Regions from separate parts of the Mus musculus genome. Here region 1 is linked to region 2. The links are chromatin loops, found by intact Hi-C in ENCODE. Cell type or tissue: left cerebral cortex. All regions are shown on one strand. Links, peaks and the distances in the headings refer to the core of each region. The heading gives the core; the rest is flanking DNA. Region 1 holds the start of Vwc2l (von Willebrand factor C domain-containing protein 2-like). Region 2 overlaps Spag16 (sperm associated antigen 16).

The links. Peaks named below come from ENCODE experiments on the same cell type or tissue, not always from the same donor. Only the 100,000 strongest peaks of a DNase experiment are listed, where the experiment ranks them.
Region 1: it touches region 2 in a loop (2.9-fold over the local background); 4 of 42 quality-filtered maps call a loop at or near these places.

Annotation. Positions count from the first base shown.
Region 1 is chr1:70,717,569-70,734,058 of GRCm38, reverse strand. Spag16 (sperm associated antigen 16) reads right to left here. Exons shown (of 17, transcript NM_029160.3): 17 at 8,927-9,292. The coding sequence ends at 9,117. It overlaps Vwc2l (von Willebrand factor C domain-containing protein 2-like), which reads right to left and starts at 8,344. Exons shown (of 4, transcript NM_177164.3): 1 at 7,621-8,344; 2 at 4,891-5,360. The coding sequence starts at 5,280. In left cerebral cortex, for the core only: a CTCF peak has its summit at 8,788; DNase peaks (open chromatin) are centred at 8,164 and 8,756; H3K4me3 peaks cover 2,370 bases; H3K27ac peaks cover 1,023 bases.
Region 2 is chr1:70,261,375-70,277,864 of GRCm38, reverse strand. Spag16 (sperm associated antigen 16) reads right to left here. Exons shown (of 17, transcript NM_029160.3): 12 at 12,816-12,959. Among named protein-coding and RNA genes, the nearest start is that of Gm23879, 310 kb to the right of the region's middle. In left cerebral cortex, for the core only: a CTCF peak has its summit at 7,545 (motif pointing left); DNase peaks (open chromatin) are centred at 6,369, 7,519 and 11,727.

The sequences.
Region 1 (16,490 bases), core at 5,634-13,633, 450 kb before region 2:
CTAATCAGTGTTTTCTACATAAGCCATTATACGTGCTGTTATAATTCATTAACTATAAACTTTATTACAATGGAGGTATGGTTCCGTGTTGGTTGGGTAAACATCAAAACAGAAGATGGGAGAACCTGCTATGTAGTGACCTTTATCTTAACATAACATCATCAGAATACTGGGGTGTTTATAGAGTTTTCCAGAAGAGTAGAGTGAGGCAGCTATCTCCTACTCCTGCATCAATAACTGGAATGAGTCCTCATAGCCTTTACACAGTGCACTGTTCTTCCCATCCAGACATATGGGGATCAGTCCGCAAACTTACTGATCAGAAAAGATTCAATGGCAACGAGGTATTTGGCAACTACTCAGGAAGAAACCTCACGAGTAAAACCCTAGCCATCCAAGACCGGCTTTAAGAAGCAGTGTAGAGAGATATTAGGGAGCGGAAGCAAGTTCAAATAGATGTTTCACTGGAGAATAGTATGTACCATTTTGGGCTGCTCGGGGATCACTCTTTCTAAACCTGTAGCAGCTGAAACAGATCCAAGGAATTTAAAGGCAGTCTGTGAATCTCTCTACTTTTATGTTCAATCGTGATCTTGCTCACTATTTACCACCACTACCACCATCACTGCCACCTCCACCTCAGGAGCCACAAACAACAACTAACAACAAAACAAAAGAGAGAAGTGAATGCTTGTTCTAATTTCCCTATTCTTACAGTTAGGAATACAGGAAGTAAGAAAGAAAACCAAAGTATTCGTTGTGATGAAGGAAACCTGTGTGTTCTAGTAGAAGGATCAGGCGCCCCCATCTTTTTTTTTTATATATTTATTGTTTCCCCTCTTAACATGAGTAATTGTAACGTGATAGTGGCAGTCAATGGGAGATGTGGGGAGCTATATGGGCAAGCTTCCCGCCATTCCAGATTTCGGTTGTACTATCTTAGTTACAATACATTTATGGAGTGATGCTTTAGTTTTCTTACCTGGAGTTGTTTAGTAGGCATCAAGATGGGCTGTAGGCAAGTGAACAATGAATACCATGAGTGAACACACAGGGAAGGATTTCTGTTAGGAAGGGATTCAAAGAGGCTGATGAGCCAACTCTGAACCAGTCATTCTCAACCTGTGGGTCTCAACCCCCTTGGGAGTAAAATGATCCTCTCTACAGGAGTCATATATTAGATATCTTATGTATCAGTATTTACATTATGATGCATCACAGTGGCAAATTTACAGTTATGAGGTAAAAAATTTTACAGTCGGGAGTCACTGCAAATTGGGGAACTGTATTAAAGGGTCACAATATTAGGCGCGTTGAAAACCACTGCTTTAGATTATCGGTAGGGATGTCAGATATTACCCTGAAAACTACCCTAATATCTTTATATTTGTCTATATGCGTAATCTTGATCTTTGCTTTTGAAATTCTAAACTACTTTTGAAGTTTACATACATGAGAAATACATAGAAAGGGAAATGGATCCCCCCCCCCCCAGGAATGTTTATAATTTTCCAGTTGTATCTCTTTTCCTGATGTTGTTTGGGGAATAAAATCATATTTAAGTCTAATCTTAAACGCTGTGGACAGATGCTCTAATGGCTTCCTCCTAACGTTGGCACACACCACAGCCTCAGAGCCAGCCGCAGATCTTGGTATTCACACCCTTGCATCTTCTTCAGGCCTCGCTCTTCCCAGGCTCTGTCTTTGCTCCAGAAGTTTCTCCCTCTTTGGGAATTTTGATATCCCCATATCAACTTTGATCATTTTAAAAGACAGCCCAACATTGACCATCTTGAAGAAAGAAGTTGTTGATGTTGGTTTTTGTTTGTTTGTTTGTTTTGTTTTGTTTTGTTTTTGTTTTTGGCAGACTCATGCTATGTTGATAAGCATTTCACATCCTAAGTCTTGGGCAGATACTGGCATTGTAGTCATAAATGAAAGGAATGTCATTTATATTTTGTAAATTAGGGTCTCGTTGTGTGGCTGGCCTTGTGAACCCATGACCCCCCTGTCTCTGATTCAAAAATGCTTAGATTGCAAGTGTATGCCAGCACACTTAGTCCATTAACTCAATTGTGACTGTTTTTCTTTTCATTTGAGTTGTACATTAATCATGCCTTTCTTGTTAGCACATTAGCTTCTAGATGCTTTGATTTCCAGAACAAGCGACTGTATAGTATCTTCATAGTAAACAGTATAACATATGCTCTTTGGATGAATATATTATTGTAAAGAATATCTCATATTACAATGTCCTCAATGATGTATCAGCAGCATTATAAAGAAGTTTTGTGAATCTTTAAATATTGGTTACTTGTTCCTGGTGAGGAAGTTGGGAACAAGTGAAGATGATAGAATTTGTCTAGTGTTTGCTTAGTTGTATAGTTCATATGGCCAAGTACAACATTTATAGAAGATATTAAATTACTTTATCTGAAATTATTTTAAAGCTGAATTTTATTTATAAAATATAAGTAAAGACTCAGAAAAATTTAGAAACTAGAGTAAATACCTGCCTATTTGAGAATGACAGAGAATGAAGAAGAACTCTCTATTCAACTCAAATGTTCTCATTGTCCTAGGGCTAATGATTTCATTAAATATATTTTAGCATCTCTTTATAAGGGAGCTAATCATTACAATGACTATTTTATGGTCTTACTATTGTGGGCCAGATCTTACATCTCACTGAGGAATTTGGGCTTCAAATCCAGCTGTTTCTGACCTTGACATAAAAGTGCTTTGGGAAGTTGAGTAGATTTAATCGCAAGAAAGTGGTATTAAGAAACAGGTTAAACAGATGGATGATTTTGTGAGGGAGGTAACAAACTTTCTTGGTCTTAGTTCCACATTCCACAAGTTTGCCCTAGATAATATCTACATATTTCTGTGGCCATGCCTTTGTGATAGAGAAATTTTAAAAAATATATATTTAATAATCCTTTGACAGAGAAAGGTATATGTGCTTTGCTATTAAGGGATGTTGCATGAAGAATTACACTATGTTGGGGCTATAACTAGAAGCACAAGAATAATTAATGTTTCGTTCATATGTATTGTGTTGTCTGAGGTGGTAACACAGGTACCTTTTTAACATTTTTATTTATTATGTGCATGAGTGCTGGCCTGCATGTGTGTCAGTGTACCACAGGCATGCCTGGTACCTGAGGAGGCCAGAAGAGGGTGTTGAATGACCTGAGATTGGAGGTAGAGATGGTGGGCTGCCATGTAGGTGCTGAGAAACAAACCCAGATTCCCTGGAAGAGCAGCTGGTGCTCCTAACCACTGAACAATCTCTCTAGCTCTTAAAGTTATATTTTTGTTTAAGTAAATCTAGTATATAGAAGGGTAAGTTGACTAAATTCATAAACCAGACTATCAATTGTTTCATATATTAAATGCTGATTGCCGAGTGTTATCTACCAAAAACTATCTCTTGTGATCTTGGTTTGAGCTAGATATTATTTCCAGAAAAATTCTACTATACATATATGTGTACATTAGATAGGAATTGCCACAGATTTTGTTCATGGCTCTACAAACTATAATGTGTTAAATACTATATTTACCTTCACTACCTGGAAGCAAAACAAACTTATGCCAAACTGTATACAATATTTTAAAGGCAATATTGCCATTAGTCACTATATGATAGTATGCTCTTAACTGTCACTTGGTGTCAGGATAGCTTTACTAAAGTCTCTAGCTTTTACTTCTTAATAACTGCATAGCAAAATTTTACAATACACAAAAGAAAAATCTCTAGAATAACACATCTAACAAAGTTGCTCTAAGCATTAAAACCCCTTTTCCTCATAGGCAATAGAATGTGGCACAAAATCCAGGCATTCCTGTATAAACTGGGACAAGTTTGAACTCATAGCCCAGAATGGGATGAATATAATAAAACAGCCACACTCCAAACTCCCAAATGATGACACTTCAAATCTTTCTGCCACATGCTGATTCCTGCCACCATTTTACTTTGTAGAAAGAGTAGTTAGTTCAGGTCTACAAACTGAACATTCCTTTCCAAATTTAAACAAGCAAACTTAAAATCAGCTGTGCCTGTTTCTTACCTGCAATGCTATAAACCCTATGTCACAGAACTTTGATAAAATAAGACGCTTTCATATTAAGCTTTCAGCATGAAAGATACTCCAAGACACAAACTGTCATTACAATTAAGTAAGATATTCTTGATATATTAATTCATGCTCCCCAGACTCATATAGCTTGTAGGACATTCTAATTAAAATTAGCCACCAGATAAAAGAGAACTCCAGAAGAAATAAAAGCAAACTCCATGTTATTTGAAAATAAGACATGAAGGATGAAAGGAAAACTAAGTGTCATATAATTGAAAAGTTGACTTCTCTGTTTTGAAGGCCATGATAAAAATTCAGTTCTTTATGAAGCCCTGTGAATAAAACATTGGATGAGCAGACTGCTGAACTATGTTCTAAAACAAGAAGGCCCAGTGTCATTTCTTGATGTAGAGATCACAGCTCTGAGTGCTTTTCTGTAGCATGTACAAGTCTACACAGTAGACAAATATGTCAAGGCCATTGGTAAATGGCTCCCAATACAGACTAATAAGCCAGAAAATTAACAATATGACAATTAATTTAACAGATGCATCCTCCAAACCATCAGTCTTCAAAACATATTTTGTAAAAACACAGAATGGTTTTGAGTGTTAAAAATGAGAAGATATTAAACATTTCTGAAAAAAAAAATTACCGTGAAATATTGACCAATAAACCAACAGGATTTTCTGTCAACCATGGTGCATATCTACATAAAGGCATATAATTATATGCTTTCTAGATTTGCTAAGCATGTTATAGTGAAAATTAGAATTCAATAAATATGGAGGGTAACTCATACCTTAAATTCCTCCAAGATTTTGTAATTTTTCCCATGATATTCACAAAAGTTTTTCACTTCTTTACATTCGGGACAGCATCCATTGTGTTCCACCTTTGTACATTTCGGATGAATTTTAGGGCATTCTGGCTGGTCACAGACAGGTCCATCTAGGGCACAGACACACGGACAGTTGGAATGCCCCGGGAAAAACCGTTCTCCCAACTTGTATACAAAGCCGCTGTCATCCACACACCCTTTCCCTCGATAGTCATCAAAGATCAGATTGTCATTACTGGAAGCCTGGTCACCTTCATCAGCAGGATAGTCTTCGTGACTGATGGCAGCAGAGGTGACCAATCCAGGGATGACCAATAGAAGTATGCAAGCTTCATGAATATGAAGAGCCATCCCCCTCCTCACAGACTTCTGGATGTTCTCCTAATATTAAACACACTCAGCTCCTTCCATGGGAATGCAAGAGGGGTGGGCTGAAAATAAATATTTAAAAGATAATTTGACATATAAAAGATAATAAAGATGCAGTTAAGCCCATGCTTTTAAATCATTTGTATGGATTCAATTTGGAAGACACTGAGACTTCAAATCAACTAAGTTCATCCAACTGCCTATACTTTATTGTAAAGTTTGAATAGTGGACTTTGGCAATATATGTTTCAATAAAGTTAATTTATGGAGTTATTTTATTTTGGGGCCTTCAGGTTGTAATTTGCCTTTGAGTTTCAATGGTCTGGCTCTTTGTACATTGTAAGAAGTAGTTTTATTGAGCCTTAAAGGGTGATTGCAAGTAGTTACTGGTATATAGCTCATGGATATTTGAAATTACATCCCTAGTTTTCTTTGAACTAGATGAGTCAGTAATAGAATGTAGATGTTATAGTAACTTGCATAAAAAACAAGAAATTAGGGTCAAGCATTAAATTCTAAAAGCAAAGGAACTTTTTAAACAGCAGCTGGATGCAAGTTTAAATGAGATGGATCCAGTACAGAAGCTTTCATTCACATGCCCATATTCTGGATTGTAACACACTGAATATAAGAAGTAGCACAACAAATCATGGTGAATAAGAGAAAATATATCTACATGATACAAAAATTAAAATTTATTTATGTGGATTTGTTAAAGACAGTCATTTCTACTCTTGTTACACATCATTATTTTTATGCAAGAGGTAAGCTCCTAGTGGGCAGGAAAGATATATCTACAACTTTTTATAGCCATGGGGATCTAATAACCATGTCATATTTGAAGTTGATCCTTTCCATGTAATATGAATAATATTCACATGTAATATGAATAATATTCACATATAATATGAATAATATTCACATGCTACTGAAAATATATTTTCATTGAGTTAATTTAGACAAAGATGTCAGGAAAAAAACTTTCTGTGGAAGTTTCTTAATAATGAAACATGGGCATTCACAGACTATATGCCTTATTATCTGTGTAGCAATAACTGTTGTAGGCTCCCTGAGTGTTAGTATTTGGTAGTAAATATTGGTAATGAGGTTTTATTTGAATATTTAGAGCAGCTAACTTATGTAAAGGTTCTGGGGAAACTATGATTTTGGGGAGGAACAGATAAGGAAAATCGTTGTAAAATATTTAATTCATCATTTAAATGCTATTGGCTTTCTGCCAATATCACTAAGATTGTATGTAGAGTATTTTATGATGTCTAAGTTTCATTCAATGTTTTATTTCCAAAGTATGCTAAAAACAGTGAAAAACCACTTCTTTTCAAGCTAGCATACAACTATGATAATTAAATATGATGAAGATGATATTAGGAAACTTCATAACCTCTTAGAATATATTTGCATCCTAAGTTAGATATGCAAATTAGAGTAATAGTAAAATGGAAGGCAATGTATTCACGTTCTCTTTTCAGACAAGGTTGATATTAGTATTCCTCCAATATTCTCTGATATTAGAATTTCTTTTGGGTGAATTCCTTTGGGGTAATGATAAAGGAGATAGATTTCCCCTAAAATATGTCAAAAATAATGAGTCATGACAGAACAAGAAAATGCAAACCTACAATTCTACTTGAGAAACTGGAAGCTCCCTTTGACAAAGCATTTTTATTCTTCTAAATTACTACAGAGGCCACAAACAGAGGAGAAGCTTCTGGAAAGGCATATATATGTTTTACTAATTAAAGCATTGATGCACTTCTCACATATATAGAAAGTTTATCTTGCAAGGCAAGGAAGCTACCGTGCCTCCTCACATTGTCCAGCGGCAGCTATCAATACATGCAAGAAAAGCCATGTGAAATACAGACAGGATTCTGCTTTTAAAATGACCCAGGCAGAAAAGAATCATTTTGTAAGCCACAGGTAGGCATTAATGTGCAAGGTTACAGTAAATGTAAACTGCAAGATAGATAGAAGGGTGGGGTTTTTTCTTCATATTAACATTAAGCATGCTTTTATTATGAGGAATATGTGAATAATGAAACAAAGTTCTTAGGCTATTTTCAAAAGAACCTTCCTTATAATAAATACCATTTAGAATACTATTTAAAAATAGGGAGGTTAGGGAAATACAACAGCAGCATTATCTGAAGATTTTTCAAATCAGAATGCAAACACTGCTAAACTGAGGCTCACTTCCCAGCTAAACTTTACCCCCTCCCTGTATTGCTACATATGATTTAAAATGACTGCATCTATTTCTCTGAGAAAGCAAGCACAACTCATGTCATAAGATTCACTTACCTAGTCACTCTGAGGTTAACGGTGGTGCTGGGGGTCACAGACCAATCTGAACTTAAAGGTCAGGTATCTCTTAGGTAAGCCGGTCCTCTTTAGTCACCCAAAGAATGCATTTTCAGGCATGAATTAAAGGCAATCCATCCTCTCTATTTCCCATTTCAAAACACAGCCAAGAAGCAGTCTCCCACCCTTCCAGAGAGAAACACAGCAGACACACATAAGAAATATGCTTTGGACCTGTCTTCAGAATTCAAAGCAAGAAGCAATGCTGGTCCTGTGGAAATCCGGACCCTGGTAGCAGAATCATGTTGAACTTATTTTTAGCATTTTCTTAGATCCTTCTATGAAATTTCCTGGCTGATTACGCCTCCTCCACACATGAGTTCACTTACACAGTGTTTGCTACGGCAGTAGAGGTGACTTGGCTAGGCTCTGAGGATCACAAACAGAAACAGCATACTGAAGCTTAAAGCCCACTCCACCAGCAGAAGCATCAGCATCGTCCACAGTATGTTGACTGAATCCCTCCTCACACACCAGAAGATTCTAACTGTGGATGTGAAGCAAAGGCGCAACTTTAACTGGGGTTTGGCATCGCTGTGAGCAGTTTGCAGACTGCTGATTCGGAGCTCATCCTGCCGGCAGCCGGGAATTCCTCAGCACCACGGACAGCGCCAACAACTGGCTTCTGAGCCCAGCTTGGTCGAAACCCCCAGCTGCTTCCGCGGACCAGGCTGTAGTGTTGTCTAAGGCAGTCACTTGATACAGCTGATGAGAGCGAGCATGGGGTGTGTGTCGGGAGGGGGGAGTTTCTGCATGCAAGATACTTATTTGCATTTAAATCACAATAAAAATTAGAAAGATGTTAATTTTATCTAATGCATTCTTGCATGGGCTGCAGAGATGAAAGTTCCAGGGACTTGCCTTTAGATTTAAGCCATCTGCAGTCGTTGGTTATTACTAATATATAAAGCACACTCATTGTCAAAGAATCTGTGAAACTGTATGCTTTCTGACTCTATTTGGCCCTCTGGATATAGAAAGATTTTCCTTGTGCTATACATAATTCAACTTTGGGTCTTCTGCAGCTTGGGTTTGATTTAAAAAAAAAAAAAAAGTAGCCGCGTTTTCCTGCAGTTTGTTCTCTAACGTTAAAAATCAATGTCTTGTAATTCATCTAGTCTGTCATTAGGCGTCATTGTAAAGCTGTTTCTTCCAACCTCCTAGCAAGGATGCCCTGTCTCTAAATTCATAACCGGATGAGAAAGTGAAAGATTCTGGGTGAAAAAAAAACACACACACAGAAAAATGAACAAAAAGTTATAATTTTTATTTGAGATAGTATGGTCCATATATTATTCACCCAAAGCTTGTTTTAAAACAAATATTTTATTTATTGGTCATTTTAACCAGTTACTTGCTGGCATTTGAGCAGACTATATGAAACATTTTTAAGCCTTAGAGGGAATGCCCTTTGCATCAGGGTGTGCTATTGCTGATCAGATCCACAACCGAATGGTGCCGTCAGAGCCTCCAGAATACAGATTTTCCCCCAGGTGGGAAAACACCACACTGTGCACTTCACTCTCGTGGCCCACCAGTTTGTGAATTTGCCCCGATTTAAGATCCAGCAAATGGATAATCCCGTTGGCACTCGCCTGAGCTAAAACTCGACCTGGAAAAGAGGGAAATGGAGGTTTATCTCAAGCAGTCACAGTATGTAAACAATACAACATTTTATCCTGTTTCGGTTGTGATTCAAGAGACTCATTTTTATGCTTGGCTCTCATTAAATATGAACTAACTTCAATCTATAAAAAATAATTTGAGCCATAAGATACATTTAGGATAAAAGCTCTACTTGCTTAACATTCAGAAGTTATTATATGCCCCAACATTCTCCTTATATTTATGATTGACAGATCATTTTGAGTTGAGATTGAGAGCAACTAAAGAAGACAACTATTTTGTAAATGAATATGTTAAAATAATTTAAAGCAATAGTTATCTAAATGGAAAATAGGACATATGCTTCAAGTAGATATATCTATAGGTATTTATCCTAGAAAATGTAAAATGTATTTACCTTCTTTAAACATATTTATTATAATTCTGCTAAATCATTGTATAAATCTGTAACAGTTGAGATATTTATGAATTCAACACAATTTCTTTGGAGTTGAAATGAAAACAGTAAGTATTTCTACCTCGAAATTACATGACCATTAACTTAAATTTCTGAAATCTTGCAAATTAAAATAATCCAAATTTAGTGTATAGAATTTTCATCATTTGAAAGCATTTTTAGTAAGTACCAAATAATTAAAATAACATAATTTTGATTAATAATTTTTTGATAAATTCCAGTAGGAAACTATCTTGACATTTGGAAGCAAGAAGAATTAATAGAATATGCTCACCTGACCTTAGAACCCAAGTATTAAGCATTGGGTTATCTAATCGTGCTTATTGGTGTATTACCATCCCAACAACAGTGTTTAAAACTTACTAAAACTCTTTTGGCATCTGATACCACACTGAGTATTTGTTGTACAATTCTTAGGAGGACCCAATAGTAGAAGAAAGAGCAGTAATTCTACTGTATAAAGGAAGTAAGAGGCTTGGGAAGGCTGAGTGAGCTGTTTACCATGTATGCAAGGAGCTGATATTCCAGCAGAAACATTCCAAATCTAGAGACTTGTAACCAGCACATCTCCACTGTGTCCAGATGACATCGTATCAGCCATGCCTTCTGGACAGAGTTTGGGTAGGTGACACAACTTAAAAGAGAATGTGTCTGTCACACAGTAAGAGTTCACCAAGAAAAGCACGGTGAAGTATTTCATCACGTGCTGCCCCTGAAAAGTCATACTGCCTATGAAACAGAGAGGTGTTTTATGGGTAAAGTTAACCATGATAAATATGGTCTATTTACAAACCTTTATAAGACTCAGCTTCTTTGTCTAGAACGAAAACTGACACAGCAAACAACCTTAGGATGGATTAGAGTGTCCAAAACAGCAGATGTGAATATCTATTATAAACCCTCTTCTACTAAGTCTTTGCTGACAGTGGGGTTGCACACTGACTTCCCTTCTAGATTCATTCTATAGGCAACTGCTGTTTTGGCTTTCCTGAAACTCAAACAAAAGAGTTTTTTTTCCTTGCACTTTTTATACAACAGCCATGGAGGGGTATGGGATTTTAAAGTGTTTAGAACCAAAGCCAATGAAGAGAAGGATATTGCTACAAATGATTGCTTTTGTTGTGGTCACATCTATAAAAGTCAGATTTAAAAACATTCAGAGGGTGTCTTAGGGTTTTACTGCTATGAACAGACACCATGACCAAAGCAACTCTTAAAAAGAACATTTAACTGGGGCTGGCTTATAGGTTCAGAGGTTCAGTAAATTATCATCAAGACAGGAGCATGGCAGCATTCCTGCAGGCATGGTGCAGGAGGAGCTGAGAGTTCTATATCTTCATCTGGAGACTGCTAGCAGTATACTGACTTACTTCCAGGCAGCTAGGATGAGGGTATTAAAGCCTACACCCACAGTGACACACCTACCCCAACAGTGACACAACATATGGCTACATAGTACATATGTTCTATAAATAAAGTTATAACACTAGAACACACTGCTGGATGTTGTTCTCTGATCTCCTTATGTGTTTCATGGCACACATGTGCACCATCACCAAGCTAGCATATCTTTAAATATGTATACTATAAAATCATCAATGGAATAATAAATAATATAGAAATATAATTTGAAATAGTGTCAAAATAACTTATGTGAAACTTGAGGTAACATTACTCATGTTAAAGTTGTTTATTCTCTAGGCTATGAAGGGCTTCAACCTCACATACATGGAACCACAGACAATTAAGGAATGTTAGAAGTGGGAGAAATAGTCTTCTCCAGGGAAGAGGGCACCCACTGGGTTATCTACAACCAAATGGTCAACCCTGAAAACATACATACAAGTAACACTATAGAGACTGTGTTAAGAATATACATATACATCCATATACACATATGCATGCAATAAAAATTAATGAAAGGGGAGGCTATGAATTTGAAAGAGAACAAAGAGAGACATTGGAGGGCATGGAGGGAAGAAAAGGAAAGGAGCAATGTTGAAATCATAATCTCAAAAATTAAAGAAAGGTAAATAAACATGAAGGGGTAAAAATAGATCATAAATTTATATTCATGTCTGCTTTTAAGTACATATCAAATTATGATTGTACATATTCCAAAATATATACAATAGGTCTGAAAAAATATAATATAGTTTATCAATGTTAATTAAAAATAAACACCTTCACAAAGTTAGGCATTTTTACTAGGTTTTTGAGTTAGCAAGTAATGGTTTTCATTATGACTTTTTCAAACATATATCATTTTGCCTCATTCATATAATTGAACCCCAATTCCCTGTCCCCACTTCCCTGGCCTGCCTGGTCACGTTCCTGCCTGTAAGGGCTCATCTTGCTGTCATGTCACATGGCTTCTACTGTCACCTCCTCAATCTCCCTCAAGATCTTCTCTTCCCATCTCCTCCCCTTGTCTACTTTCACAACCTACTGAAACACAGACGTTAATACATAGTAATTTTAAAATAAAACATGCTATTCTTAAACACCTGTTACATAAAATGACTTGTTTTATTTATTTGTTACACCTAGGAGACTAGATGGCCCAAATTTTTCATCAAGTAAAAAAACAACCCTTAATTTTGGAGAAGATTAATCTTATAATAATTACATATATATTATATATACATACATACACACACACATCAATGTTTATCAACAGTGGGAGATTATGAGTACTTTTCATTTGTGTGTCTCCAAACCATAATTGACATTTATTTTTATCAGTGAAGATAATTTCATTTTACTTTACTGATGAATTTGCAAATTCCATTGGGTTCGGAACTAAGTTTCTTCTAATCTCTGTTTCCAAATGAAATAATTGATATTTATACATTTGTGGATTTTTCACAAATTTGTTTCAAGTGAATATATAGCTTTTGTTTGTTTGTTTGTTTGTTTTGAGACAGAGTTTCTTTGTGTAGCCCTGGCTATCCTGGAACTCACTCTGTAGACAAGGCTGGTCTCCTGCCTCTGCCTCCCAAGTGCTGGGATTAAAGGCGTGCGCCACCACGCCCGACGAATATATAGCTTCATCTCAACAATAAAACTTATTTATATTGTAGTAACAAGTGGTATTTTTTAGAAGAGAAAAATAGTTACAATAATACCCTCTAAAATAAAGTAGTTTCAATTGGATTTGTCACAAAATAACAGAGATATGACATAGTCACTTGGGCATCATTTTTATCACATTCTCTTTAAAATATGAGATATGAAGTAACATATAAGATAGAGAGGGATCATTTTGTTTTAGTGTAAAATCATGTAGTTAAACTACTATTAAACTTTTCATCCCACACTAACATAATATACAAATAAAATATTAGCATTTTTAAAAAACTATGTACAAATACTTTATGAAACTTTGCATGTTGGTGAATGCTATTATTAAAATTCAACTCTGCTGTAAAGAATATTGGCACTCCTTCAAACTGAAGAATTTTTAATGAACTTTTGATACCTATTTGTGTGGAAATTCAATTTGGTTTAGAAAGCATACCACGAAGGTTATCAGGAGTTATCTTAAGCTTTAAAACAATTTTTTTGGTTGTTGTTTTGTTTTTTTGAGACAGGGTTTCTCTGTGTAATCTTGAGCATCCTGGAACTTGCTCTGTAGAACAGGTTGGCCTCAAACTCTCAGAGATCCACCTTCCTCTGCTTTCTGAGTTCTGGGATTAAAGGTATGAAGCACCACTGCCAGGCAAGCTTTTTTATTCTTAACTCCCTTCCTCACCCAGACAAATCTTCCCCAATGTCAATAGCTCTCCATCCTGTCATTACCCCAATATTTTAATCAGTCATAGGACTTGGTATAATTAGTGCTTAAGACATGCTTCCCTGAAGTTATAGCTTGCTGTGAGAGTACAAATATATTTTGGTATATTCTTATAAAAAGCATATGGTTCTATTTCTATTGCATTTATGCCTGTGTAAAATAAGGTACAGAAAGAGTAGAGTCCTACACGTTATATTCCATGGTCTTCACTCAACCCTAGGATGCAGAAAGCCTTCATTCAGGACAAATGACGGAAACTCTGGGAAACTCAAGGTAAAAGTGACACACACACACATACATATAAATGCACACACCCACACACAAATAAATGCATGTACATATGTGTGCACACACACATACACATGTACACATGTACAACCAGAGATGCACATACACATTCACAGGCATTGGGGTTTCTCTCACAAATTAAGGCTCAGGTTAACTGTGATACTTATTTTGGGATTTTTCTCTGAATGCAACAATATTCCTAAGTGCTTAAGTAAGACGTAAGTCTTCCACTTACCATCCATGTCAACCTCAACCTCAATTGTTTCATACAGTGTCAGCTTTACTACCTTGTAAATCTCTGAAACTAATATCCATGTTCTTAACAGAAATCACCATGTCATGCGGCTGTTAGTGTTCAGCTCCTAGGTAGGTGCATTTCACCATTTCTATTTTGACAATGGAGGATGTCAAGCATCTTGGTATGCTTTTAAATATTCTGTGGTTGATTTAAACTCACATTGCACAGTCAAGTATAGTCTTACCACCTTTGAACTCTTAATTTTATTAATGTACCCTATGGAATATTTTCCTTAGCTATCTGCATGTTCCCTGGCTATATCTTCCTGACAAAAGTCAAGCCATCCACTAAAACCCATTTAGAGTGATTTTCTTAAATAGATTGGTACAGCGTATCTTTAAAGTTCCTTTTCCTGGGAATATGAGCATCATATTATTTGTACCTTTCACATGGTAACAAGGTCCTAAAAGATATGGTCAGCAATGTATGTGTTCTACATTCTTGGCCATGCCAAATACCTATGCACTTAACACTTAACAAGGAGAGCACTGCAATCAATACTCACAGTGGGTAATAATTAAAGTTGTCACAACTACTAGTGTTAAGACTTAGTGTTTCCAAGCATTGCCCTAAGTAATTTTAGCAGGACAACAACCTTATGGGGTAGGTTACCTACCCCATACCTGTGCTATGCATTTGAAATTCAACTAGAAGAACTGGAGTGCATTATGTTTGTAAAATGCTCACCTGATTTAAAAGATTTCCCATGAACAAATAATCTCATGTACTTCATTGATAGCTTTATGTTGATCACATATAATCTCACTTCAAATATATGATATTTGCTAAAATAAACTTTGATTTATATTTGAAGCAGGTGCAGTATATTAAAATAATTATTATTTTCACCTTTTGGAAAATATGACTAGAATCACATTTACAGTTATCTTTCTGTTGGACAGTACTGGGATATACTTAGACTTGTTGAGAACAAAAATGAAGTTTAGAAAGATTAAAGCAACTTCACCAAGGACAAACATTATATGATCAGTAGAATCCGGATATGGGATCCCTATGACGCTGAGGCTCATGTTCTTACCCCCTGCATCATGCTTTAATACCTCTGGGTGAGTTTTCATTGATTGGCTCAATGTCATCTTCCCATTGTGATTAAGCTTCTTTTACTAAATTTCAGCATGACTTAGAGTAAACACCCTTGTGCTCACAGTTCCAGTTTCCATCTGGACCTATGTATTTTCCTAGGAAATACTGTAAAATGAATTTTGATTGGATAATAAAAAACATTTAAAGATACTCATTTTGTGCTACCTTAATGGCATGTATAAGCTCCAAGGATCTGATTGTATACTCTATTGCTATTGCTATTGATTGTGTACTCTATTGGGACTTAGGAGAGTTGCATTTATTCTTTGACATCTTGAAGAGCATCCAACATTCCCAGGATCTATAGTCCTTTGGCAATCAGAAAATTCATTTCTATAACTTTGGGTAACTATTCAATATTCACATGCTATATAGGAATTATCATTTATTTTTGCTCAGTGAAAAACAAGATATTCACATTCTCATGTGTCTTATCTGCAGCAAGCACCCCCTCAGCTTTTCCCAAATACTGTGTGAACAGCTATTCTAATACAGCAAAGATACGTAATCTACTTCTTTATGCCTATTGTTCCCAAGAAGAGCAGCCATTTTCTGTTTTTCTTTGTTTTGTTGAATGATTTCAACCTGGTTTGTTTTCATATGATAAAATGTCTCTTCAGTACTAAAGTAAAATTAATTGTCTAGATTGAGAAAGTCAACTAGACTTCAATTGTCATTATGGACAATTCATGTTTCATGGATTCAAAGCAAAAGCCACTGGCATGAAGAAATTGTTTTAGTCAAGTCATGTTTCAAGAATGCAGTTGTTTACTAATGTTCCTGTGGAAGTGTACCCACGTCATTTTGTAATGGAACACCCAGAAAAGTAAAAGAGGTGGTTCGGTTATAAGATTCTCTAAATAATGGTGACAGAGATCTTCGATTTTTTTTATTTTTTTCTTTTTGGTTGTTGTTCGAAGAATAACTCACAGCAGTGGGTAATGTGCTCAGTTAGGGCCTGAGCTACATTGGAGAACTCTTTAATCGATCAATAATATTTCCTCTTGTGAGTTACCCATTATCAGGTACTGTTAGGGCAACTGTTACATGGATCCTTTATAATGAGGCTTAATAAATTCTTTTCTATTAAAAGATCAAATATTTTTGTTCAGAAAATTAATTTTGAAGACATGTTCATTACTATTGGTATCTACATATTTACACGCATTTTTAGCAGAGAAGTTACATAGGTGCTAAATGTTTTGAAGATGTTATCATAATATGTTATAGAAATACAGCTT
Region 2 (16,490 bases), core at 3,879-11,878:
CTTCCTCCTATTCATCCTCCTCTTCTTCCTACTCATCCTTATCCTCCACCTCCTCTTCCTCTTCCTCATCCTCCTCTTCCTCCTCATCCTCTTCTTCCTCACCCTCTCCATCCTCATCCTCTTCCTCCTCCTAATCCTCCTCCTCCTCCTCTTCCTCCTCATCCTCTTCTTCCTCACCCTCTCCATCCTCATCCTCTTCCTCCTCCTAATCCTCCTCCTCCTTCTCTTCCTTCTCTTTTCTAAATTTAAGGTACTACGGATTAATCTCAAGACCTTGTGTAATTTAGGACAAAACTAGACCACTGAGCTATAACCTCAAACTCAATACTTCCTATACACATTTCTGCACACATTTTGTTGAGCTGAATGTGTCAATTATATCTGGTCAAACATTTCCCACTAAGTGGATAAGTACATTTTCAGTTCACCTCTGCAGACACTCTCTGAGCTAGGCCACGCACTGGTTCTCAGACTGACCACATGAGAATCGTGCAGCAGGTTACTGAACACGCCCATGGAGCTAAGATGAAGAGTCCAGGGAGCTCAGGATGTCTGCTATGAAGTGTTTGCAATTGGACTCACCTTTATATTCCTTAAAGAAACATCAGTGTGAGAGCAAAATATTCAACTAAAGTCCATTGAGTATGACTTTATACTCTAAATATGTAACTGGGGATTTATACTGTCACATTGAAGCTAAGTCTTGATGTCTGAATGAAACAAATATCCATATCCAATGGCACCATGTGATAGTTTGAAATAGAACATTCCCTGTATAAGCATACATTTGAGTATTTCCTGTCCCCAGTTCATGGAACTGTTTGGCAAGGGTTGGGAGGTAGGGCCGTTTTTGAGGAGATTTGTCACTGGAGGTAGGCTTTGAGGTTTCAAAAGCCCCTACCAGACCCAGTTCCTCTCACTCTGCTTCTTACTTGTCAATAAAGATATAAGATAATGATGTTCCAGAATTATGCTTGCTGCCTTATTCCCCACTATAATGAAAATGGTCTCTAACCCTCAAGAACCTGTGATCCCTAAATTAAAATCTTTCTTCTATAAGTTGTCTTGTTCATAATATTTTATCGCAATGGATGTGACTCATTATTATATAGATCCAATTAAAGCTCTTTTAAGATGAGCCATACACAGAGAAGACAAGTGATTGGGTAAGCATCAAGCAAGGAGCTGACAAAGGATGAAATTATCTGAGGTTGCTCCCATGTCTTCCACAGGAAGATGGTGTGCAAGAATGAACTGGGATGGCTAAATTTAAAAGAATGATAACTATTGGCATTTTTCCATGTATCAGTTGGATGAGTCCAGTTAAAATCTGCAAGCAAGCTACAAGTGTCACCAAATACTTTTACAAATGTTAATTACAAAAGAAAAAACTGGTTTTTAATTTTATCCCTGCGAGAAAAACAAAGAGAAAAAATGTATTCTTTTGTTGAGGGATAACTAGATTGTTTCAAATTTCTCAGTGTTATCAATTGAGGAGCAATAAATATGATTGCACAATGGTAGGGTTGTGGTAGGATGAAGTATCCTTTGGTATATGCCCGAGTTTTATGCTTAGATCTTGAGTTATACTGATCCTACATTCCTAAGGAAGCCTCATACTGATTTTCATAGTTTGCACACTCCCACCAGCAATGAGTGAGTGTCTTCTTACCCCACATCTGCACCAGCAGGAACTGTCACTTTTTTAATTGATCTTAACCATTCTGACATCTGGTGTAAGATGGAAACTCAAAGTAGCTTTGATTTGCATTTCCCTGGTGGTTAAGGCTACTGAACATTTCTTTAAGTATTTCTCAGCCGATTGAGTTTCCTCTTTTCCAATTCCAGAACTTAACTAGTCCAAGAAACATGCATTCAAGAAACATCTGAGTAATAACCAGGAGTAATTTTCTTGTCATGTGTGTTGACTTAACGCTCTTCCCAGATAGAAAATCTGCAAAATAAAATGTAGTAGGTCATCAAGAAATGTTCTGCCATGCCTCTCAGAAAGCAGAAAACAGAAGGACATGGAGGGTCATGCTTATGCTTAGGAAAGCTTTGTGGGGATGGAGTCATTCATCCACAGATAACCTTGAAGAAGAGAACAAGCTGAAGCAAAGGTCAGAGAAAAGCAGTGTACCTCCATAGTAATGTTGTTGTATTTCAGCACCCACAGGATGACTCAATGAATGAGTGCATGATTTATTCAAAGTATCTGATGTCAACTGGCCAATAAACTAACCTCGAAAGAATTGCTATAACCAGATGAAGGATGGACTACATATTCCACTGACTTATTCCTAGGAAGATACTAACAAAAACCAAACAGCATGCTACAACCAAGAGTAATGCTAAGTCTAGAATGTGGCTTCTAGTACAGACTGTCCTCAAACTACTATGTAGTTAAGGCAAACATTGGCTTTCTGATCTTCCTGTTTCTACCTCCCAAGCTATGTGCATATGATTATGGGAGTGGATAAGTATATTTGGCTTTTGCTTCTTGCCTACAATTTTAGTATGGTGAATAACAAAAACTATAGTTTTAAAATATATTTCTATTGCTTATCTTTATAAACTAAGCTTTTTAACATGAGATTTTTTAAGGCACTATATAATTAGTTGACAATGTCTTTTATCATCAGAGAATTTTAAGTCGATTTCCATATTATAAATTTTGGTTATATTTGGATGTGTGCATGTGTTCCTGTATGCCTGTATGCATGTGAGTGACTGTGCATCTGTGTGTGTGTGTGTGTGTGTGTGTGTGTGTGTGTGTGTACAACTTGCAGCAGTCAGTTCTCTCCTTCCACCATGGGGTCTCACAGATCCAATACATCCATCATCAGGTTAGGTGGCCAGCGACTTTATCCACTGTTTTATCTTGCCTCAGGTTTTTCTATTTTCACTAATTTTGTATATTACTTCTTGATGATTATTAGATGCATAGACTCCTGAACCAATGACACTTAAAATGTGGTACATTTACACAATGGGGTATTACTCAGCTTCTTTTTTTAATAAAATAATGAAATCTCCATATAAATGGATGGAACTAGAAAAAGAAATCATTCCAAGTCAGGTATACTAGACCCAGAAAGACAAATATGGTATGTATATGTGTGGATATTAGCTCTTAAGTTAATGGCAATAAACTATAACCCATAAACCCACAGAGGTTAAGAATGGAATAAGGGACTAAAGAGGAAAGATATATCTTTATAGAAAAGGAAAATAGAGTAGTAATGAATGACCAGAGGGTACTAAATAAGAAGATCAAGTGGGGGGAGAGAAGTGGGGGGGGTAAGGGAGGAAATATGAGGTAGAAAGCTAAAATTAAGGGTTATCTGAAGAGCTGTAAGAAAAATTAATACAATAGAAGATTCCTAAAATATGTACATATAGAAAGGCAATCTAAATGAAGTCACCAAGTAATGGGGAGCCAGAGTCCCAACTGACTATCTCTTATCACCAAATGATGCTTTCAGTACCAGCATTGGATTACATATAATTGAGTTGTTAGCCAAAGGGTATTCCATGGGAATCCCCAAAAATCCAGGCAGTTGTGATGGCTATAGATTATTCTCCATAAATCCACAGCAAGACCTCATTGACAAAACAATTTCACAATTCATGGAACACGAGAAGTTAAGCTGCTGCCTACATACAGCTGTCATCCCTACCATCTAGCATCATTCAAACAAGAAGGTACTCTGATTGATAGCAAAAGAGATAGTAAAAACCAAGCCAGGCACAAAGCCTCTGATAGACAATGATGTCGGGCCTATGAGATACTCTACTACTGCAATGGTAGCCCAACACTTGGGGGGGGGGGTAACCAACCTATATATGATTTTACGTAAAGCCCTCCTGATGAGACAAAAGCTGTACCAGACAGTTCTTACATGATCAAGGAAATGAGACTAGATAGCCCAAGTACTTAGTGTAAAGCCAACTACTACTGTTGTTAAAAAAAAAAAAAAAAAAAACAGCAATAAAGCCACTCCTATTGACACTCTGCTATTAGCATAGATCAGTGCCTTGTACATCCCTCACCAGACAGGGTTCCTTCTGCAGCAGATGGGAGCAAATTCGGAGTTCCACAAAGGCAATGGAGAGAGAGAGAGAGAGAGAGAGAGAGACAGACAGACAGACAGACAGACAGACAGACCTTGGAACACTTCATCTTTAAATGGGATGTTTCCATCACATCCCTTTCCCCAGAGCTCAGGAACCCCACAGAAGAGGTGGGAACACAAGGATAGATGTGACTCAGACCTTGTATTTAATGAGCTTATGACATTCCTAGGGTTTGCTATTTTCTTACCAGAAGAAAAAAGAAGTCCAGTAGGCTTGAAAACAGTATAGTTTTTGAGAAAACTGGGCCTACATTAGGATCTTGAGGAAAAGAGCAATAATGAAATTTAGTAATATTCCCCTTGTGCATCAGACTGTGCCAAGTGCTGTGCATAGATCAGGACTATTTCCCCATGCAACAGTCCTGAGAATTTATGAGACAACTTATCCCCGCTCTCAGACATGAGTGTAGACTCTCACAGATGAAGAAAAGTGACAGGCCAGGCTCTTGTCATCTTTACACCAAAAATATGTCTGACTCGAAGACTGCATCAGTAAGCAACCAGATTTAGTGACTTAGTGAAGAAAATCCTCAAGGCTTTCTCTCTGCTACATATAACATTTTACTATTAAATAATTAACAGTAGCAGTTACAGCAGACACGGCATTCCACTTGACACATACCACAAAGATTTATTTATCTTGACCATATCACAATCTACTGCAGAAGGAAGTTAGGCCACTTTGTGCTTCAGTTGCCAAAGCTGGAAGTCACCCTTCCATTTGGATTTCACTGATCTTAACTCAGTCATATGCTCTCCATTCAACCACAGGGGTACAGTGGGATCAACTGTCCTGTGTATAAATGAGGAAGTTTCACTGGGGAAACACAGAGTTCTCCTCATTTGCACTTGCAATTCATGACACACATCAGATACTCGCTCCTCAAGTGCTAACTGCTATCAACATTTAAGCCCAGTCTTCCAGAACAGATGGATCTAAAGGCTTACTCTCCAATTGAATTTCCTTCTGCAATACTGATTGAATATTAAAAAAACAACTAATACATACATATAGTGTGAGTGAATAAAGCATACTGTGTCTGATAATTAAATAACTCAAGATGACCTACTTTCTAAAAATATGCATGAGTTAATTTTTACAATGTTGACTCTTCAGGAATATCATTTTTAATGGGCAGTGGGAATATGTGAAATATTTTTCTCATAGCTTTACTCTCATGCGTTACTTTTAAGACCTGACAACAATAATATTTAAAGTACATTATTGTCCCCTGTGCTAAGTCTGTTCACATAAACGTGACAAATCTTACCAAGAACAGAAGTAAAACACACATTTTTTTTCAGATAATATAGAGTGGAATGGAATTGTTTTATAAGTGAATGTCAAAATAATCTTTTCAATAATCTGCTGGGGGCTTTGGATTGGGGCAGCATCTGTCGGTGAAGACAGAGCAGGATTCCACGGCTCTAGGTAGGTGTCGAATCCATGTGCTTGCAAAGTTGGACTCTTGGTTTTATACTTTCACCAAATACAAAAGTTACCCTGCGTTATTTTGTAAAGTAACAAAGTGATATACTTATCTAGTGTTGGGCCCCATTTTGGCCCTGGTTTGGGCCTTGAGGACAAACCTAAGCCTGGCTTGAGTGGTCATTTCTGTATCAGGATGACTCAGCAAGACCTGTTTGGCCCTTCTTCTGCCCTGCCGTTGCTGATGTAGAGCTTTGCCATTGGCCCTGTCAGTCATTCCATACCCTCCGTCACCCTTTCCTGTTTCCTACGTCATCTTATCCCACCAAAAATCCCCCTCCCCATGTCCCCAACTTATGTCATCGAGAGGCTGATGCCATGAAGTTCAGTTTCTGTGTGTTTCTTTTGGGCCATCAACACGTGCCATCCCGCTCAGCCCGGGAGAGACAGGGACCTCTCTCTTCTTGTCTGAAGTTGGCAATCTAGCATCCTTCAGACTATGGTCTCAAGCACTATTTAAATAGCCGAGTAGGCAATTTACACAGAGGCAAGTTACTATGGGATATTAAACATAGGGCCATTTATCCTTAATTCATAAATCAGCGCATACGGGCAGGATGCCGTAAGCTCCGTTTCTGCCTCAGGCAGTGGACGCAGAAGAAAATGTAGTGTCGTGAAATTGTTTAAGCCACTAATCCCACTGCTTTTATTTATAGAGAGCTATGGGGAGATGCATTGCTGTTTCTCACAATGAGCATTAAATATTCGGCAGAACATCCCAAAGCCGGACACCTTGTTTACATTCAGAACTACACGGATGGTAGCCAACGGTGTCCTGCTAAAGGTCATGGTCAACTAAGAACATCAGTAGCCTGCTAATACACTGCATCTGCAGACGGCTGCAATCCTGCATTCCAGTAGCCCAGGGCTGCAATAAAGGGGGCACTGATAGGGCAGGCTCTACACGTTAACTTCCTAAAACATAGGCGCTAGGGCTCTGCCATGGGCACCTGTATTGTCCGCAGTTGGGGGAAGGTAGGAAGGAAATAGGCGGATCCTCTGGGCCAGCCTCTCCAGCCAGAACACCAGGAAGCTTCAAGCTCAATCTTAAGGAAACAAGGCAGAGAACAGAGAGCAATCAAGGAAGGCATCGAACACTGAAAAGCAATTCTGTAGATGTTAAAGGGTTTCTAAATATAACCTAAATCTAAAGAAAAGAAGATGCAGAATCCTCTCTGTGTGTAAAATTTATTTTTAAAAGTCATGAATTTGGCAAACTCTTAAAAATAATATATGCATCTTAAGACTTAAGAATAGCTGCATAGCATACATTTAAAAAAAAACGGTTATTGTGTTCCTTTGTTTCTCAGCTTGTGACTCCCTGTTTAATTTGGGGAAAGCTGGGGCTTCACACCAGCTTCCGGGTGGTGAATGATGTATAACTCAGACATTACAATGGGTTCTCTCCTTCTCAGCACCGCATTGACGTGCAGGACCCAGGGTGATGGCTGAGCTAAATTCTCGAGTCCAATCAAGAAATACAGGTTAGAGAAGCTAACCATTACTCATTAAGCATACAGTTGCCAGGTGATAACATTCGTGTAGTTGATAGAGCACATGTCCCCGAAATCAACTTACAAAAGAGACATCTTCATAACTAACATGCCATAGTCAAGAAACCCAGTAAGGTGAACAGCAGCTGTATCAAGGATTCTAATATGTGCACCTGAAATGGTGGCTCTGAATGGCTTCGAGGTGTAACCTCTAGTTCCCACTGGAGTGAGGTTACATTCCCACCTCCTGGTATCATCCATTTCTCTCCTTCAATAGTGTAAAGACGGTTCAGTGCACGTTCCTCTCATCTTTCCACTCATTCATCATTTTCAGCAACTGATGAATTACTTTCCACAGCCAATTCATCAGTCTTCCGAGTAAATGCAAAGGGTTTTTTTCCCTTATCGATGCACGATCGCCATCTAGTGGTAACCGTGAGGTAACATCGGGATATTCTCTAAAATGAGTTACCTATGTTTTTTTCCCCCCAAGTTTTCAACAGGAATCCCACTAAGGCACTTATGGAAAGTACAGTCATACAGAGCCAATTTAATGTAAGGAATATCTGGCAATGATGAGTGTGGGAATAATAATATCTTGACTTGATAAAGACTAAAGCTTGGCTGGTGTGTGTGTGTGTGTGTGTGTGTGTGTGTGTGTGCAAGCATAAGGACCTGAGTTCAGATCTCGAGGCTCCAGGGAAAAGCTGGGGCATTGCCATGGGTACTTGCATTGTCTGAGGGGCCAACCTCTCCAGCCAAAACACTGGGAAGCTTAGTGTTAAAGGAACAGGCAGAAGGCAGAGAGTAATCAAGGAAGGCACCCAACATTTTCCTCTGGCTTCCCATGCAAATGACTTCATGTACCTGCACATAGACGAGCACGCCACCTGCCACCCCATGCGCAAGCCCAAACACACTCAAATTGCCCACAAAGAAGAAAAATCTAATTATTTAGTAAATAATAGTTAAGGAAAAACAAATGCAGCCAACATGTATGGAATAAACCATACCTGGAGATTAGCTTTCACTACACCTTGAAACCTTGAAAATCAGAACAAGCAGTTGCTTGCTTCAGTTTCAACTTGATGATTGTCTATGATTTTACCCTTTGACTATACGCTGCTGCAGTCACTCAGTTTTGGATTCACAGCGTCCGATGGTCATCATTTCTGACAGTTTCAACACCTGCTTCTGTTGTCATTTCAACACAAGGTTTGGGAGATTTGTGCAAACATGTGTAGTTTGGGAGGCTGAAGGGCTTGGGCCTATGTAATCATCTAAAGTGTGTTTCAATATCTATGATCTCGTAACATATAAAGGTCTTTAATGTTGGCTTCTCTGCATTCTCCCTGTCTTTCAAACATGTGCGTCTTGTTTTCTCTAGAAGCAAATTCCCTGACAGGTTATTTAATATCAACTTATTAATTCTAAACACATATGCTATTGAATATAACACACATATATGAAACAATAATGGTTAAAGAATAAGAGATCATGAATTTAGAGGGCATGAATAAGAGGGCAGAGGAGGAAGCCGGGCGGTGGTGGTGCACGCCTTTAATCACAGCACTTGGGAAGCAGAGGCAGGTGGGTTTCTGGGTTCGAGGACAGCCTGGTCTACAAAGTGAGTTCCAGGACAGCCAGGGCTATACAAAGAAACCCTGTCTCGGAAAAACAACAATCAATCAATCAAACAAACAAGCAAACAAAAATTAAGAGGGCAGAGGAGGGATAGATATGTTATAAATATAGTACTCATGTATGAAGTTATCAAAAAATAAAAATTTTAAATAAAAAAATCATGAATGTCCTAAAGCTTTTAATATGCCCAATTAATGAAGTAGAAGGTCAATCTACTATACTATTTGAATATATTTAATGTTATTAATTCCTCTACTTGGTGTAATTTTGATTACTTTACAGACTATATCTCCAAGGTTTTAGTATTTTAGTCTAATGGCTATGAATTTAGTCATTAGTGAGTCTTCTTTGAAGGTCTTCTGTCTGCTCTATTTTTGACTCTATTATTTGAAACTTCAGGAGACATTATTTATTTTATTTGTAGCGCTCCTCTGCCTAGTGCTAACACTGTGAAATCTGTTACACTGTTTATGTGTTTGAGATGTTTGCTGTCAATTTAGGAACAGGAAACAAAGACAAACTTTGGATAGTCAGGTGAACTGTCATACTAAATGGGAGGGCACTGTGGAGGCTGGAAGAGGCTATCAGATCCCCTGAAGATGGAGTTTGAAGCAGTTATAGCCCACTTGACATGGGTGCTGGGAACCAAACCAGTAAGCACCCTTAACTGCTGACCCATCTTTCCAGCCCCAGTGTCTGAAAAATTTTTGGGTTAAGTCAGTGTGCTAGAATAAAAGTAGGCCCTGCTATTTACTGCTCTTGGCTGTCACAAGAACTTGGCTCTACGATCCTATTTCTCAAGATACCACAAACATAATAGGACTTGATTCTCATGTTGGTGTTGGCCTGGAAGCTTCCTCCTTGTTGGAAATCATGAAGACGGTTGTAGGAGGAAATCTTCAGCAGGATTACCCAGCTGTGAAAGGTGTGAACTACAGTAAGGACCAGTGTGGCAACTAGACCCACACGTGCAACAGTGGTTCAAATGTTATGGAAAAACCAACTGTTCTCTGATGGGATTCCAAGTTCACTCCAGAGGAAGACATCCATGCTTAGTAGTGTAGATCTGATCAAGAACTCAAGGGTTGGAAACTCATAGGACTAAGGGGTAAACCTGCTACTAATTCTGCTAAATGGACAGCATATCAAAATACTCTTTACGTTTCTATCATTGTACCATAACATATTATATCCTTCCAACCTCATTAGATAATGTCCCTTTGCAGTCAATTGTGGTTAACAGAGAAATGCGTGATTGATCAAGATGCAGATAATAAGTGTTAGTGGGATGTTCAGTCACAAACAGGACAACTTCATCACAGCCAAGACTGAATAAGATAATTATGGGATCCAGAGGCCATGGAGGACAAGGACCAGGGTGAAATGTTGTCTTCTTGGTGTGACAGGACAGCTGCACTTGTGCATTTACAGCTGCGTGAGACCTGCACACAATCAACCCAATCACTATTCTAGCACGAGGGGTCCTAAACCTCCAACCATAACTAAGGATAAAGTGACAGTCCGTGGCTACTCTGGAAGAGTCAGTTTTATTCAAAGTGAGGCCCCTGGTAGAGAAATTACACTCCAGTGGACTGGCCCATATTTGTGTCTATAAGAGCAGGGCAAACTGCATTCTGGGGTAATATTAGAAACACAACAGGAAGCTGAAATTGGAAAGGGAGGTAGAGGTGTACCTAGAAGAAGGTTTAGAAAAGAGTTGATTCATCCTATAATTATGTTTTGTAAAGTAGCTCTGAAGTGGGCTAAGAATGTATCCAGCAGAAAGCTGTAGAAGCCAATTGAAAAGAGCAACACACATTGATTAGAAAATTTACAAGTTCATTTTTATATAGCTAGAACAGGATGGAAGCCAATGCTAAGACATTCTTCACCCCAGGTCTTGTCTACAGAAGAGAACACAACCACAGCTGGCCGTGAGAAACAGGACGAGTGCAATCCTTCCCTGATCGACTCCATCAGGTCAGGCTGTACTACAATAGAATGGTTAAAACAAATTTGTTAAAATTTGGTCATTTTTGTACACGTATATAATGACTTTAAGTCTTCTGTGTGTGTGGGTTGTTTTGGTGGGTTTTTGTTTTGTTGTTGTTGTTGATGGTGATGTTGATGATGGTTTGTTTGTTTGTTTGTTTTGTGTGTTTCGTGATAGGGTTTCTCTGTGTAGCCCTGGCTGTCCTGGAACTCACTCTGTAGACCAGGCTGGCCTCAAACTCAGAAATCTGCCTGCCTCTGCCTCCTGAGTGCTGGGATTAAAGGCATGCGCCACCATGCCTGGCACTTTAAGTCATTTTTGTCACATGCTATCTCCCACTAAGACCTTTCTTCTTCCCAACAAGTTATATGAGTGTACACACACACACACACACACACACACACACACACACACACACAGAGAGAGAGAGTATTATCAACAAGATATTTTTTTCATAGACTAAATTAAGCAGGAAAAGTGAAAAACCAAATGTCACAAATTTTACATCTCAGAAATCACGAATCTCTATATCTGTTTTTTACATGCATACAATCTCCAGTGGTAATGGACATATATTAAGTACTATAAAATGTTGGAGTTCTAAACTATAAACTTTTTTAGAATTCATCTCTACCCCAAGAAAATTTAAAAAAAAACCCGAAAACATTTTTTGGTGGTTGTTTTTAATAATCCCCTTTCTTCACCTATACCAGAACATTTGCCATTTAAATCATTCACTTAACAGTGTGGCTCCCCCATTACTTTCATCTCATGCACTGTAAAGACCATACAGCAACATCCACAACCCTCCTGCCATAAGAAAGAACTGAATGGCAATCCCTATTAAAAGTGAATAATGATGTATCTAACCTCATTTTAATTTCAGTAATTGACTGGGGAAACAGGAAGATCTATTAAAAGGACCATTGCTGGTCAGGCACTAATGAGAAAATATCTGAGTCACTGGCTGTCATGGTAACAGGGCATTATCCAAATCTGATCAGTATGCCCAGTAGCAACCGAAGTGATAGGCTACACTTCTAATTGTGTTTTCTCTACTTGCAAGATGGGTTCTGTGCTTCTCAGAGGTGAGAGTGTGGCACAGCTCTGTTGGTCAGATAAGGAAAGGATGACACGATGACACGTTCGTAAATTAAGTTCAAGCATATAGCACCAAGGATAAATTAAACACTGGGAAGTCTTCAAAAATTAAACAAAAACATCTTGTTATTGCCTTTTCAGGTTTCTGAAAAAGACTACTTTTTCCATCGAATTTCAAATCTGGTTAATGCAAAAAAGGAACTTGATGAAAACATGAAAATGAATCAATAAGAAATCTTCCCAAGGAAGGAAGTTACAAATGCAATAGTTTAGAAATGAGCCAAAGAACCAATTAGGCCACGTAGAAATAGGCAGAAATTAGAGTATTCAAAAATCATTAAAAAAAATAAGAATAAGTATCAGAAAGTAGCCAGTCTTGTTGGCAAAAGCTGATACTAAGGATGTATGTATAGGCTTCTGTGCGGCTGGTATCCTCAATAGCAACTTTTCTGTCACTGTCTGAGTGTTTGGAAACACAGCTCAGTGAATACTGAAGTGTCCTCAGATCTGCCTACTTCTCTTTAATATCTTGAATGCCATCGGATTTTAAAGGATTGTGGCCTCCTGGTTCTTTTAGGTGGATAACTTAATTATAAAAGGAAAACCTGTATATTAACAGAGACACAATAAATGCTGGCATGTATTATTGACTAGGATCCCATGTGCCCTCTCAAAGCTGGTGCACATAAGCATCATTAATAACACTTGTCCTGGAATGCTGGTTACTCTTGTTAACTGTGTCAGCAGGCGGACTGGGCTTCACATGTTATCAATCTGAAAGTAACCAATTTATAGTTAATATAATGAAAGCCAAAGGCACAATTATCTACAATATTCTACATTCTGTGTCGGGTGTACAATTTCAGAGTACATAACCAGCTGTTCCTTCAAAGCTATCAGAGTGTGGAAACAGATCAAATGGTCACGTTCCCGGAATGAATGGGGCTGTATGCACTGACCTCGGATGGAAGCAGCAGCCAGACAACCAATCAGTGTGGCCAGATCCTGTAAGAAGTACATTGCCCTGTGGGAGGCCCACCATCTTCCAGAGACGATCTTCACTACAGGAGATGAGATAGTCTCTGCAGGGATGCATGACGATGCTGTGCATGGAGAAAGAAAGAAAGAACGAAAGGGCGTTATGGACGGATGAATAGTTTTCCAAGGTGAATGAAGAAATGTCAATTGTCATCCTATTTTAACAAGGCAGACTCAGTCGTTACCCAGAAGTCTCAGAAACAGACTCTACATTCCAGCTACAACTCTAATACCTTTCTCATCACCATCATCAATCTAAGCAGCACAGTGGATCTCAGATTTCTCACTTACAAAATGAAGATGATGATTTGGATGCTCATGAATATATAATTCTGGGTTTAAAATAATAGCTGGCTTTTTTATCAAGGAGGAAAAACTGTACCAGTGACATTTGTGTGTGTATTTGTGTGTGTGTGTGTGTGTGTGTGTGTGTGCTGGGGTATTTAGACCAATAAAATATTTATTATAGAAAAAGAAAAATCATTTTCAGAATACAGTCTGTCTTCATTCAGGCATTATTTTGTAAAAAGGTAACAAATTCTAATCACATTTTTATAGTTTTAAAATAAATGCTATTAAAACATTAACTTGGTGGCCCACTAACTTCACAGTGAGGAAGAACTCTGCTAACATGCTACTTAAACTCATTTCAGCCAAAGAATAGTACACAAATTATGGTAATGAATTCAAGATGTATAAGGCAATTCCCACTTTATAAAGGCCTAGGGGGAAATGAGATAGAAGAATATAAAATTCATGATTAGCTCATTGGACACCATTATCTGGACTGGACCCCATCACTGTGACCATTAAACATAGAAGCTAAATTATTGTAAAATTGAGTCTACAATGTTAATGCCTGATATTTTATCTATGGCAATGCTTTAATCTTATTTACACAGTCTCATCTATGTCTCATGATCCAGTGGATGCAGAGGAGTCTCGTGTCAAGTACCTATTAAAATACTAACTTTGACATTAGCAACAAAATGTTCAATTTCTGCTTGGTCACTTTACTTTTAACCTGTAGCTTGCTTACTCACCTAGATAGTACAATGAAATAACATGATTAAAAAATAATACTGCACTGTCATTCCCCTTTGATTGGCCTTGTTATTTTGCCCTGTAATATGGACTTTAGGAAATCGATTCCTGAAGAAATCATCTGTTTGATCAATTACTCCAAATCTTTCATGACAAAAACTATATTCTCACTATCCTTTCCAATAACGCTGCTAAGCCTCTAGATTATGAATAGAAATTCTGTTCTCTTTCATTGGCCTGGAGGCGGGGTCAGAGTCCAACAATGGGCATTCCCCATGGATGAGGTTCTGGGTTGAGTGAAACAGCTTTACCTATTTTCAGTATTTTACTGCTCTAAATAAAGACAGTGTAAGGGAAATTATTCATATTTCAGTTCATCGAAATGTTGGTTTTGACTTTCAGAAGGCCAATTCAAGAAAGAAATTTATTACAGCTCAAACAGCTAAAGGATGCATTTATGGAACTTAATTAGCAGAAAAATATGATGCGAGGTAAAAATGTCAGATCGAAACGAATTCTGTATTCAAATACACACTAGGAAGCACAGCAAACCCTCGCAGCTCCTGAGTATGATATATGTAGGCTCACAGCTATCCTGGCAGACACAGGCACACTTGACTAGATGATAAATTACTCTCTTTAAGTGAAGATAACTAAAATCATTGATGTCTTTACAAACTTTGAGAGATAAGTTTCCAAAATGACTTTTGCGAGGAGAGCTATTTGTGGAAGGCAGAGGATGGGATAGAAACAGAAACTCAATAAAAGCAAATCAGTTTGGAATTGTCCTCGTTGGACTTCTTCAGTCAGTTCAATGTTACACTTTGATGCTTCCTGTGCGACATGGCAACAGTGTCTACCATTCCAAGTCTGTATGTGTGCACATGAGTGTATGCACATGCTTACACATGCAGAGTAGTCCCCATTTTTCTGCAAGGTATACAGTCCAAATCACCCTTCCCAGTGGACACATAAAAACCTCCTATAGCACCAAACGACCCATACTTACACATATATCATTTATGATAAAGTTAAACTTGGAAAATAGGTACAGTAAGAAATTACAGGAATAACTAGCGATGAACTAGAAATGTAGACCACATATTTTTACTCATGCTTTACACTCACAAAGGACTTGCCTTCTCTTTTTCTACTCAGCACTTTTGATACACTGTGGCCATAGCTTTTAAGGCTCAACATCTGGCAGCTAAACTGTCACAAACATATTTTTCTCCTCATTTTATGAACAGATTTGTTCTTGCCCTAGATTTTGGCGACTTCTTATCTATCTGTCTGTCTGTCTTATATCATCTGTCTGTCTATTTATTGTTAGCAATTTTTTTTTGGTCTTCTCTTAGCAAACCAAGAATAATCCCTTGTTCACTTAAAGCAGGTACTTCACCGTTTTCGGGGGCATATATGACTTGTCAACATCAGAGTTTTTGCACTGGGGTCATTAAAAAATGCTTATTTTGACACAAGCACTCTGATATGATAATTCTGGTGAGTCCTGTCACAATGGGACTAATGAAAAGGCTGTGTATAGAGTGTATTTGCTGGCAAGAGAGATGTTTCCTATTCTAGCCAAGATGGAGAAGGCTAGCACAAGATTTTGTTATGTTACACACATGTAGTCATATCCATTTTATATGTCATATTGTTTGTTTCTGAATATTTCTCTTTATGATTTTTGGATCATAATTGACTTTGTGTAGCTAAAGTGGTAAGCAAAATATCACATAAGGGGCTATTTCAATATATTTGTGCAAATGAATGTATGCATGGACACATATACTCTGTTGCATGTAAATGTACATGAAAAATATATATGTATAATCTTTTTATGATAAATATATAAACACTTCAGACAAGCATTGGTGCTCCATTCTTGAATAGATCTATGCATAGATCTTGTAAAAATAGAAACATCAAGTACAAATTGGAAGTAATGAGTAACACACATTTTAATAATTCATTGAATGAAAATATTCTGTGTCAAGAGATGAAAATCCAAGTTCAATAACTTTGAGGACAAGAACCAGGAATACTTTCCCCAACAGAAGTAATGCATCATTCCCAAGTCTGTTATCATCACCAACATTATCATCACCGTCATCATCATCATCACTCCATCACCATAGCAATCATCATCATCACCATATCACCATAGCAATCACCATCATCACCATATCACCTTTATTCTCTCTTCTTTCTTTTCTTCTTTTCTTTTCTTTTCTTTTCTTTTCTTTTTTCCTTTCTTTTTTCTTTTCCTTTCTTCCTTCCTTCCTTCCTTCCTTCCTTTCTTTCTTTCTTTCTTTCTTTCTTTCTTTCTTTCTTTCTTTCTTTCTTCTCCTTTTTTCTTCTTCTTCCTTCCCTTCTCCTCTTCCTCTGCTCCTTCTTAAACTCCTACACCTTGGACAAGAGGCTTAATTCTTACAAGTGTAATTAAATCTCACACGATTTCTTTTGTGTTGTAATTTAACCTCAGCAGTGCCTGGCACATAATTCCATTTTAATAAATGCATATTAGATATTATATAGATACTGAGTGA